Linked DNA regions of Homo sapiens: region 2 is linked to region 1. Evidence: read pairs that join two places in POLR2A ChIA-PET (ENCODE). Cell type or tissue: Panc1. All regions are shown on one strand. Each heading gives the region's core, and the rest is flanking DNA. Links, peaks and the distances in the headings are about the cores only.

Evidence for each region. ChIA-PET counts read pairs that join two places held together with the same protein. Peaks named below come from ENCODE experiments on the same cell type or tissue, not always from the same donor. Only the 100,000 strongest peaks of a DNase experiment are listed, where the experiment ranks them.
Region 2: POLR2A ChIA-PET joins it to region 1 with 6 read pairs; 5 of 35 experiments call an interaction of 5 or more read pairs at or near these places.

The regions. Positions count from the first base shown.
Region 1 is chr15:68,003,245-68,007,635 of GRCh38, forward strand. No RefSeq gene overlaps it. Among named protein-coding and RNA genes, the nearest start is that of PIAS1, 49 kb to the right of the region's middle. RefSeq lists an enhancer at 3,931-4,391. In Panc1, for the core only: no CTCF peak of the experiment used is centred there; no DNase peak of the experiment used is centred there; H3K27ac peaks cover 269 bases.
Region 2 is chr15:67,921,136-67,925,526 of GRCh38, forward strand. No RefSeq gene overlaps it. Among named protein-coding and RNA genes, the nearest start is that of RNU6-1, 83 kb to the left of the region's middle. In Panc1, for the core only: no CTCF peak of the experiment used is centred there; no DNase peak of the experiment used is centred there; H3K27ac peaks cover 3,215 bases.

The DNA.
Region 1 (4,391 bases), core at 1-4,000:
AAATATTTACCTTACCAAGACACTGTACTTTATATGAGTTATGTCATTTAAGCCCTCAAAAACCACATGAGGCAGATATTATTTCCACTATTTTTTTTTTAAGAGACATAATCTTGCTCTGTCACCCAAGGCTGGAATACGGTGGCGTAATCATAGCTCGCTGCAGCCTTGAACTCCAGGGCCCAAACAATCCTCCTGTCCCAGCCTTTTGAGTAGCTAGAGCTACAGGCATGCACCAGCATGCCCGGCTAATTTTTAACATTTTTTGGTAGAGGCAAGGTCCCGCTATATTGACCAAGCTGGTCTCAAACTCCTGGCCTCAAGCATTGCTCTCACCTCAGCTTTCCAAAATGCTAGGATTACAGGCATGAGCCACCACGCCCAGCATTTATTCTCATTTTGCAAGTGAAAAACTGAAAGTTAAATGAGTGAATTGACTTGCTCAAGGTTGTGCAGGTAGCAGTGATGGAATCAAGACGTGGCCCCTGGCATAGTGGACTGCAGACCTGGCGGGTTTAGCCCCTATCCCGCAATCATGATCATGCTTGAGAGGGATGTGAATACGTTCATAAGATATATTCACTGTTGTCAAGGAGCTTATAGTCTAGCAGCAAGGATTAAACAATTTTGCAAACATTTGGTAATTTAAAATTCATTTTTTATCCTGTCTTCTTCAATAAAAACAAATTTTTAATGAAACTGATCAGTACCAAAGGGAAAAACACATTTTTAAGAGCTTTAGTGATTTGTATTCACTAGGAGAATACTGTCTGATTCTCCCAAGGATTTGAGAATATTATCAATCATTCACTAAGGGTTGAGCAGAGCATTGGAGGAAAAAAAAAAAAACACAAAAATAGGCTTAGTACTCCAAGAGCCTATGGGTGGGAGGTGGTGAAGCTCACAAATAGCTACAATATTAGGGAGAATGAGGCGAATTCAATACAAGAGGCATACCGTCTTTACCAGATGGATAGAACACATCTGAATGCGGCAACTAGGAAAGGCTTCTCAGAAGAGGTGGTGTCTGAAGGGTGGGCTGGATTGGGGCAGAAAGAGATGGTAGGAGATGGGAAATCTAGGTGGGCAGAAGGATATGTTCAATTTCCTAAGCTTGGCCTCTCTGGAAGCAGACCATGAGGAAGAGTTTATTAGGGATCAACAGCCATGAAAGGAAGGAGAGAAAGGAGGATGAACAAAGGAAGAAGTAAAATTGCAATCCAGGCTTGATAAAGCCTGCCAACCAGGTGGGGAAATCTGTGGGAAGTAGTGCCTGGCAGAGTTGTTCCAGATCAGGTTAAAATGGTCAGGCCCTGATATAGTTTGGATATGTGTCCCCTCTAAATTTCATGCTAAATTGTAATCCCCAGTGTTGGAGGTGGGGCTTGGTGGGAAGTGATTGGATGATGGGGGTGGATTTCCCTGGAATGGTTTAGTACCATCCATTTGGTGCTGTCCGCATGGCGGTGAGTGAGGTTTCTGTTGTTGTTTTTTCTTTTTGGCTTTTTGTTTTTTTGTTTTTTGTTTTTTTTTTTTGAGACGGAGTCTTGCTCTGTTGCCCAGGCTGGAGTGCAGTGGCACAATCTCAGCTCACTGCAAGCTCTGCTTCCCGGGTTTACACCATTCTCCTGCCTCAGCCTCCCGAGTAGCTACGCCCACCACCACGCCTGGCTAGTTTTTTGTATTTTTATCTTTATTTATTTAATTTATTTTTTTAAATTTTTTGGTATTTTTAGTAGAGACAGGGTTTCACCATGTTAGCCAGGATGGTCTCGATCTCCTGACCTTGTGACCCGCCTGCCTCGGCCTCCCAAAGTCCTGGGATTACAGGTGTGAGCCCCCATGCCTGGCCAACAGTGAGTGAGTTCTTACAAGATCTGGTTGTTTAAAAGTGTGTGCCACCTTCCTCCCCAACTCTCTCTTGTTCCTGCTCTGCTGTGTGACATGCCTCCTCCTGTTTTGTCTTCTGCCATGAGAAAAAGCTCTTTGAGGCCTTCCCAGAAGCTGAGAAGCTGCTGGCATCATGCTTCCTGTATAGCCTGCAGAAGCATGAGCTGATGAAACTTCTTTTCTTTATAAGTTACCCAGTATCAGGTATTTCTTTATAGCAACGCAAGAATGGCCTAACACAGTATATTGATACTAAGGAGTAAGGTATTGCTATAAAGATACTTGAAAATGTAGAAGCAACTTTGGAACTGGGTATCAGGCAGAAGTTGGAAGAGTTTGGAGGGCTCAGAAGAAGACAGGAAGATGAAGGAAAATGAGGAACTTATTGGGAACAGGAGCAAAGGTCACCCTTGCTATGCCTCAGCAAAGAGATTGGCTGCATTCTATTCATGGCCTAGGGATCTGTGGAAGTTTGAGCTTCAGAGTGATGATTTAGGGTACCTGGTGGAAGAAATTTCTAAGCAACAAAGTGTTCAATATGTGGCACGGCTGCTTCTAACAACCTGTACTCAGATTCAGGAACAAAGAAATGACTTAAAGTTGGAATATATATATATATATTTTAAAGGGAAGCAGAGCATAAAAGTTTGGAAAATTTCTAGCCTGGCCATGTGGCAAAGTAAGAAAAAGCTCTTTTAGGGGAGGAGTTCAAGCAGGCTGTGGAACTACTTGCTAGAGATATTTGCCTAACTAAAAGGGAGTCAAGAGCTAATATCCAAGAAAATGGGGGAAAAGGCCTCAAAGGCATTTCAGAGATCTTCATGGCAGCCCCTCCTATTACAGGCCCAGAGACCTAGGAAGGAAGAATGCTTTCACGGACTAGGCCCAGGGCCCCACTGTCCTGCACAGCCTTGGAACACTGTTCCCCACCTTCAGCTCCAGCCATGGCTCAAAGGGGCCCAGGTACAGCTCAGGCTACCACTTTGAATAATGCAAGCTGTAAGCCTTGGTGGCTTCCAAGTGGTGTTAAGCCTGCAGTTGAACAGAGTGTGAGAGTGGTGGAGGCTTGGTGGCCTCTGCCTAGATTTCAGAGGATGTATGGAAAAGCTTGGGCATCCAGGAAGCAGCCTATTGCAGGAGTGGAGCCCTCACAGAGAACCTCTTCTAGGGCAGTGTCAAGAGGAAATATAGGATTGGAGGCCCCACACAAAGTCCCTGCTAGGGCACTGACTAGTGGAACTGTGGGAAGAGGGCCACAGTCTTCTAGACCCCAGAATGGTAGATCCACCCACAGCTTGCACTCTCAGCTTGGAAAAGCCACAGGCACTCAACTCTAGCCCATGAGAGCAGCCTCGGGGCTGAACCCTGCAAAGCCACAGGGGCAGAGTTGCCCAAGGCCTTGGGGGCTTACCCCTCATATCAGTGTGCCCTGTATGTAGTACATAGAGTCAAAAGAGATGAGTTTGGAGCTTTAAGATTTAATGACTGCCCTTCTGCGTTCTGGACTTGTGTGGGGCCTGTAGCCCTTTTCTTTTGACTGATTTCTCCCCTTTGGAATGGGAATGTGTTGCGGGAAGTCAGGGACCCCAAATGGAGGGACTGGCTGAAGCCATGGCAGAAGAACGTGGATTGTGAAGATTTCATGGACATTTATTAGTTCCCCAAATTAATACTTTTATAATTTCTTATGCCTGTCTTTACTGCAATCTCTAAACATAAATTGTAAAGATTTCATGGACACTTATCACTTCCCCAATCAATACCCTTCTGATTTCCTATGCCTGTCTTTACTTTAATCTCTTAATCCTGTCAGCTGAGGAAGATGTATGTCACCCCAGGACCATGTGATAATTGCATTAACTGCACAAATTGTATAGCATGTGTGTTTGAGCAATATGAAATCTGGGCACCTTGAAAAAAGAACACGATAACAGCAATTGTTCAGGGAATAAGAGAGATAAACTTAAACTCTGACCACCAGTGAGCCGGGCGGAACAGAGCCATATTTCTTTTCTTTCAAAAGCAAATGGGAGAAATATTGCTGAATTCTTTTTCTCAGCAAGGAACATCCCTGAGAAAGAATGCGCACCTTGGGGTAGGCCTATGAACGGCCCCCTTGGGCGTAGCCATCTCTTATGGTCGAGACTGCAGGGGTGAAATAGACCCGTCTCCCATAGTGCTCCCAGGCTTATTAGGAAGAGGAAATTCCTGCCTAATAAATTTTGGTCAGACCGGTTGCTCTCAAAACCTTGTCTCCTGATGTTATCAATGACAATGGTGCCCGAAACTTCATTAGCAATTTTAATTTCGCCTCGGTCCTGTGGTCCTGTGATCTCACCCTGCCTCCACTTGCCTTGTGATATTCTATTACCTTGTAGAGTACTTGATGTCTGTGACCCACACCTATTCGCACACTCTCTCCCTTTTTGAAAATCCCTAATAAAAACTTGCTGGTTTTTGCAGCTTGTGGGGCATCACAGAACCTACTGACATGTGATGTC
Region 2 (4,391 bases), core at 25-4,024, 82 kb before region 1:
TTAGTTTGTTCCTATTGCAGTGCCCCCAATTGGTCTTTGTTTCTATCCTTGTTCAATCTTTGTCCTTTTACAGTGTATTTTCCACAGAGAAGCAAAGGGGTCTTTAAAAATGTAAGTCACAAATTCAGAACATTTGTGGACATTCCATAGGACAACTGCACTAACCTCTTTAATAGTCAACAGCATGAAAACACAAGGCAAAGGGATAGGTAGGGACTCTCCTACTACATTAAAAAATATTTAGGAGGCAGGCCAGGTGTGGTGGCTTACACCTGCAATCCCAGCACTTTAGGGGGCCAAGGTGGGTGGATCACAAGGTCAGGAGATTGAGACCATCCTGTCTAACACTGTGAAACCCTGTCTCTACTAAAAATACAAAAATTAGCTCAGCCTGGTGGCATGCGCCCGTAGTCCTGAACCCGAGAGGCGGAGGTTGCAGTGAGCCGAGATCATGCCACTGCACTCCAGCCTGGGCAACAGAGTGAGACTGTCAAAAAAAAAAAAAAAAAAAAAACTAGGAGGCATATCAAAAGTTGTAATGTGTGGTCACGATATAAGCAAACCAATTGTAAAAAGACATTTGTGGACTATTGGGGAAATCTGAGTAAAGAAATTTAAAAATTATTAATTTTGTTAGGTGCAATAATAGCATTACGGTTATGTAGGAAATGTATTTTCTAGAGATTCATATTGAATTATAAAATATGATGTCTGAAAATTTGCTTTCAAAAGCTCAGCAAAAAGATGAAGCAAACATAACAAAATATTTATTTATTTATTTATTTTATTTTATTTTTTTGAGACAGAGTCTTGCTCTGTCACCCAGGCTGGAGTGCAGTGGCGTGGTCTCGGCTTACTGCAAGCTCCACCTGCCAGGTTCACGTAATTCTCCTGCCTCAGCCTCCTGTGTAGCTGGGACCTACAGGTGCCTGCCACCGTGCCCAGCTAATTTTTTTTGTATTTTTAGTGGAGACGGGGTTTTACCACGTTAGTCAGGATGGTCTCAATCTCCTGACATGGGGATCCGCCCACCTCGGCCTCCCAAAGTGCTGGGATTACAGGCGTAAGCCACTGCACCCGGCCTTTTTTTTTGTTTTTTAAAGACAGGACCTCATTCTCTTGCCCAGGTTGGAATGCAGTGGTGAGGTCATAGCTCACTGCAGCCTTAACCTCCCAGGCTTAGGAGATCCTCCCACCTCAGCCTCCCAAGTACCTGGGATTATAGGCATACACCACCATGGCTGGCTAATTCTTAAATTTTTTTGTAGATATGAGGTCTCCTTATGTTGCCCGGGCTGGTCTTTGTAGATATGAGGTCTCCTTATGTTGCCCAGGCTGGTCTTTGTAGATATGAGGTCTCCTTATGTTGCCCAGGCTGGTCCCCTGGGTTTCAGTGATCTGCCCATGTCAGTCTCCCAAAGTGCCTGGGTTACAGGCATGAGCCACCACACCTGGCCTCTTTATGGCACTTATTATCACTGGCTTTTACATTTTTGTGGTTAAATATATTTATCTTTTTAACCTTTTTTTTTTTTTTTCCTGAGATGGAGTCTCGCTCTGTCGCCCAGGCTGGAGTGCAGTGGTGCAATCTTGGCTCACTGTAACCTCTGCCTCCCAGGTTCAAGCAATTCTCCTGCCTCAGCCTCCTGAGTAGCTAGGATCACAGGTGTGTACCACCAGGCCCGGCTAATTTTTGTATTTTTTATAGAGACAGGGTTTCACCATGTTGGTCAGGCTGGTCTCAAACTCCTGACCTTGTGATCTGCCCACCTCGGCCTCCAAAAGTGCTGTTTAACCATTTTTAACTACACATTTAATTGGCACTAAGTGCATTTACATTGTTGTGCAACCACCACTATTATCTATTTCCAGAACTTTTTTGATCATCCCCTACTGAAACTCTGTACTCAATAAACAATAACAATATGTTCCTCTCCCCAGCCCCTGGCAACTATCATTCCACTTTTTGCTTCCATGTATTTGACTACTCTCAGTACCTCATATAAGTAGAATCATGTAATAGTTGTCCCTTTGTCTCTGGTTTATTTCACTTAGCATAATGAATGTCTTCAAGCTTCATCCATGTTGTAGCTGCATATCACCTGCCATTTTATACATTTGTTTGGTCATTCGCTTTTTATCGTCTGCTCTCCCGACTACCCAAAAGGTAAGGTCGTTGGGGGCAAGAGCTTTGTCTGTTTTGCTTGTTCATCTAGAACAGTGCCTGGGCACAGAATAAGTACTCAAATATTTGTTGAGTAATTTGCCTCCTGTTGGGACAATCTCCTTTTTTTGCATAGAGTTGGCCTTCTTTTCTGAACACGATGTGTCCATTTAGAAAGTAATTTTTAGCTCCCGCTGTGCAAAACACTTTGGGGGACAGGAAGATAAGGCAGCGAAGCGAGTTAGAGTGGTGCAGCTGACGGGGTTAGAGTGGTGGAGTAGACATCTGTTTTCATTGTTTTGTTTTGTTTTCCCTGCCCAACATTTACTCCCCTTCTTCTGATATTAGCAGTGGGATTTTCCTTTGGGATATCTCCCTTCCCCATTCTCAGTCTGTGTGGTTATAAAGGATCCATCTCATCCTCTGGCTTCAAGGCAAGATAAGTAACCCAGGCCTGCCAATAAGACCCAGGCATGAGACTTCTGTTGCAATCATTACACTGAGCCTACAAAACTGGGAGAATGTGAGCCTGGAGTTCTGATGCCTCACTACGTTGAAATCTTATATTTGAGAATGAAGACAACACAGAAGAAAATAGAGTTCAGAGATGGACAAAAGGGAATAAAGCCCTGATCACATTATTTGAGCTCCTGAAACCAGCCATGCCCGAAGTCAGAGATCCATTTCCTGGACTTTTCAGCTTTGTGAGCCAATAACTTCTCAACGTCTTCCCATTTATTTGTTTATTTCATCTTATTTTGATTTGAATTGGACTTCTGTCGCCTGCTGCCAAAATATTCCTAATATAAGGGAGACAGACAAAAAGGAAAGAAGGTAGAGAGACTCAACTTGTGGGGTTTGGAGGCTCAGCTGTTATCTAGGAAAAGCATAAAGGATTTAAGATGTTTACCTCAAAGAAGAGAAGCCTCTGGAAGACAGGGCTACATCTTTAGATATGTAAAGAGCTGTCATATGGGAGAAGAATTAAATTTGCTCTAGATAATGCAGCAGGAAATACCAGGACCAGCAGCTAAATATTTTTAGGAAAAAAAGTTAATTCAGGAGGGAGGAAAATGTAGAGGCCCCAGAAGCAGCCTAGAGGTACTGTAGTGAAGTGGAAGTGAATGAGCCCAAGGTGGGGAGACACAAATGGTATACACTGGTGAGAAAAAGGGTAGCCCTGCATGGGGCCTCATTGTAGATAACCCTTAAGGTCCCTGTCTTGGGAACTCCCCACTTGTGCTGACTGATGTAAGCAGAGATTGAGTTTGTCACCTGAAGGCATTAGACACATGGCCCCTCCTCCTCAACCCTGGGCCTCCTACTCATGCCAGAAGCTAACTACAAGGTTGCTCAAAAACACAGTTGATAGGGGCTGACCATTATGTTAACCCATGGAGTATAAGATATGTTAGTCTGTTCTTGTGCTGCTATAAAGGAATACCTGAGGCTCGGTAAATTATAAAGAAAAGAGGTTTATTTTGGCTCATGTTTCTGCAGGCTGTACAGGAAGTGTGGTGCCAGCATCTGCTTCTGGTGAGAGTTTCAGGAGGCTTACAATCATGGTGGAAGGTGAAGGGAGAGCAGGCTTGTCACAGGGTGAGAGAGAGAGAAGGAGGTGCCAGGTTCCTTTTAAACTATCAGAGATCAAGGTAACAGAGTGAGAACTCACTCATTACCATGGGGAGGGCACCAAGACATTCCTGAGGGGTCCACCCCCATGACCAAAGCAGCTCCCACTAGGCCCCCCTCCAACATTGGGGATTACATTTCAACTTGAGTTTTGGAGGGGACAAATATCCAAACTATATCATGGGAGAAGTGGGCTTTCTCAAGGAATTTGAAAAAAATTTTTCTTGTCAGCCTCTTCTGTAAAAGAATATCCAGCACCAAAGCATGTGCTGTGGTTTTGTTAAAAATTGTTTTGTAATTTGAAGAGTCTGGGTCACAGCCCCAGAGAGCTTCTGGATGGCAACTGCATCACAGTCCTGAAATAAAAGATGCTGTCAATATGCTGCCATCCAGTGCCCACGCCACCCTTTCCCGTGGCAATGTAGGAAGTCTACAAAGACTTCCTCGCCTGCCTCCCGTTCCGGGCCTTCCCTCTTCACCCACCGGATATCTTTTCCTTTCTTGCCTTTTCCTGTCCCCAGATCTTGCTCTTGGACCAGTGCCTAATTTTCAGAAGGTATTTCCAGATAAGAAAAGCTACAGTGACAAAGAAAAC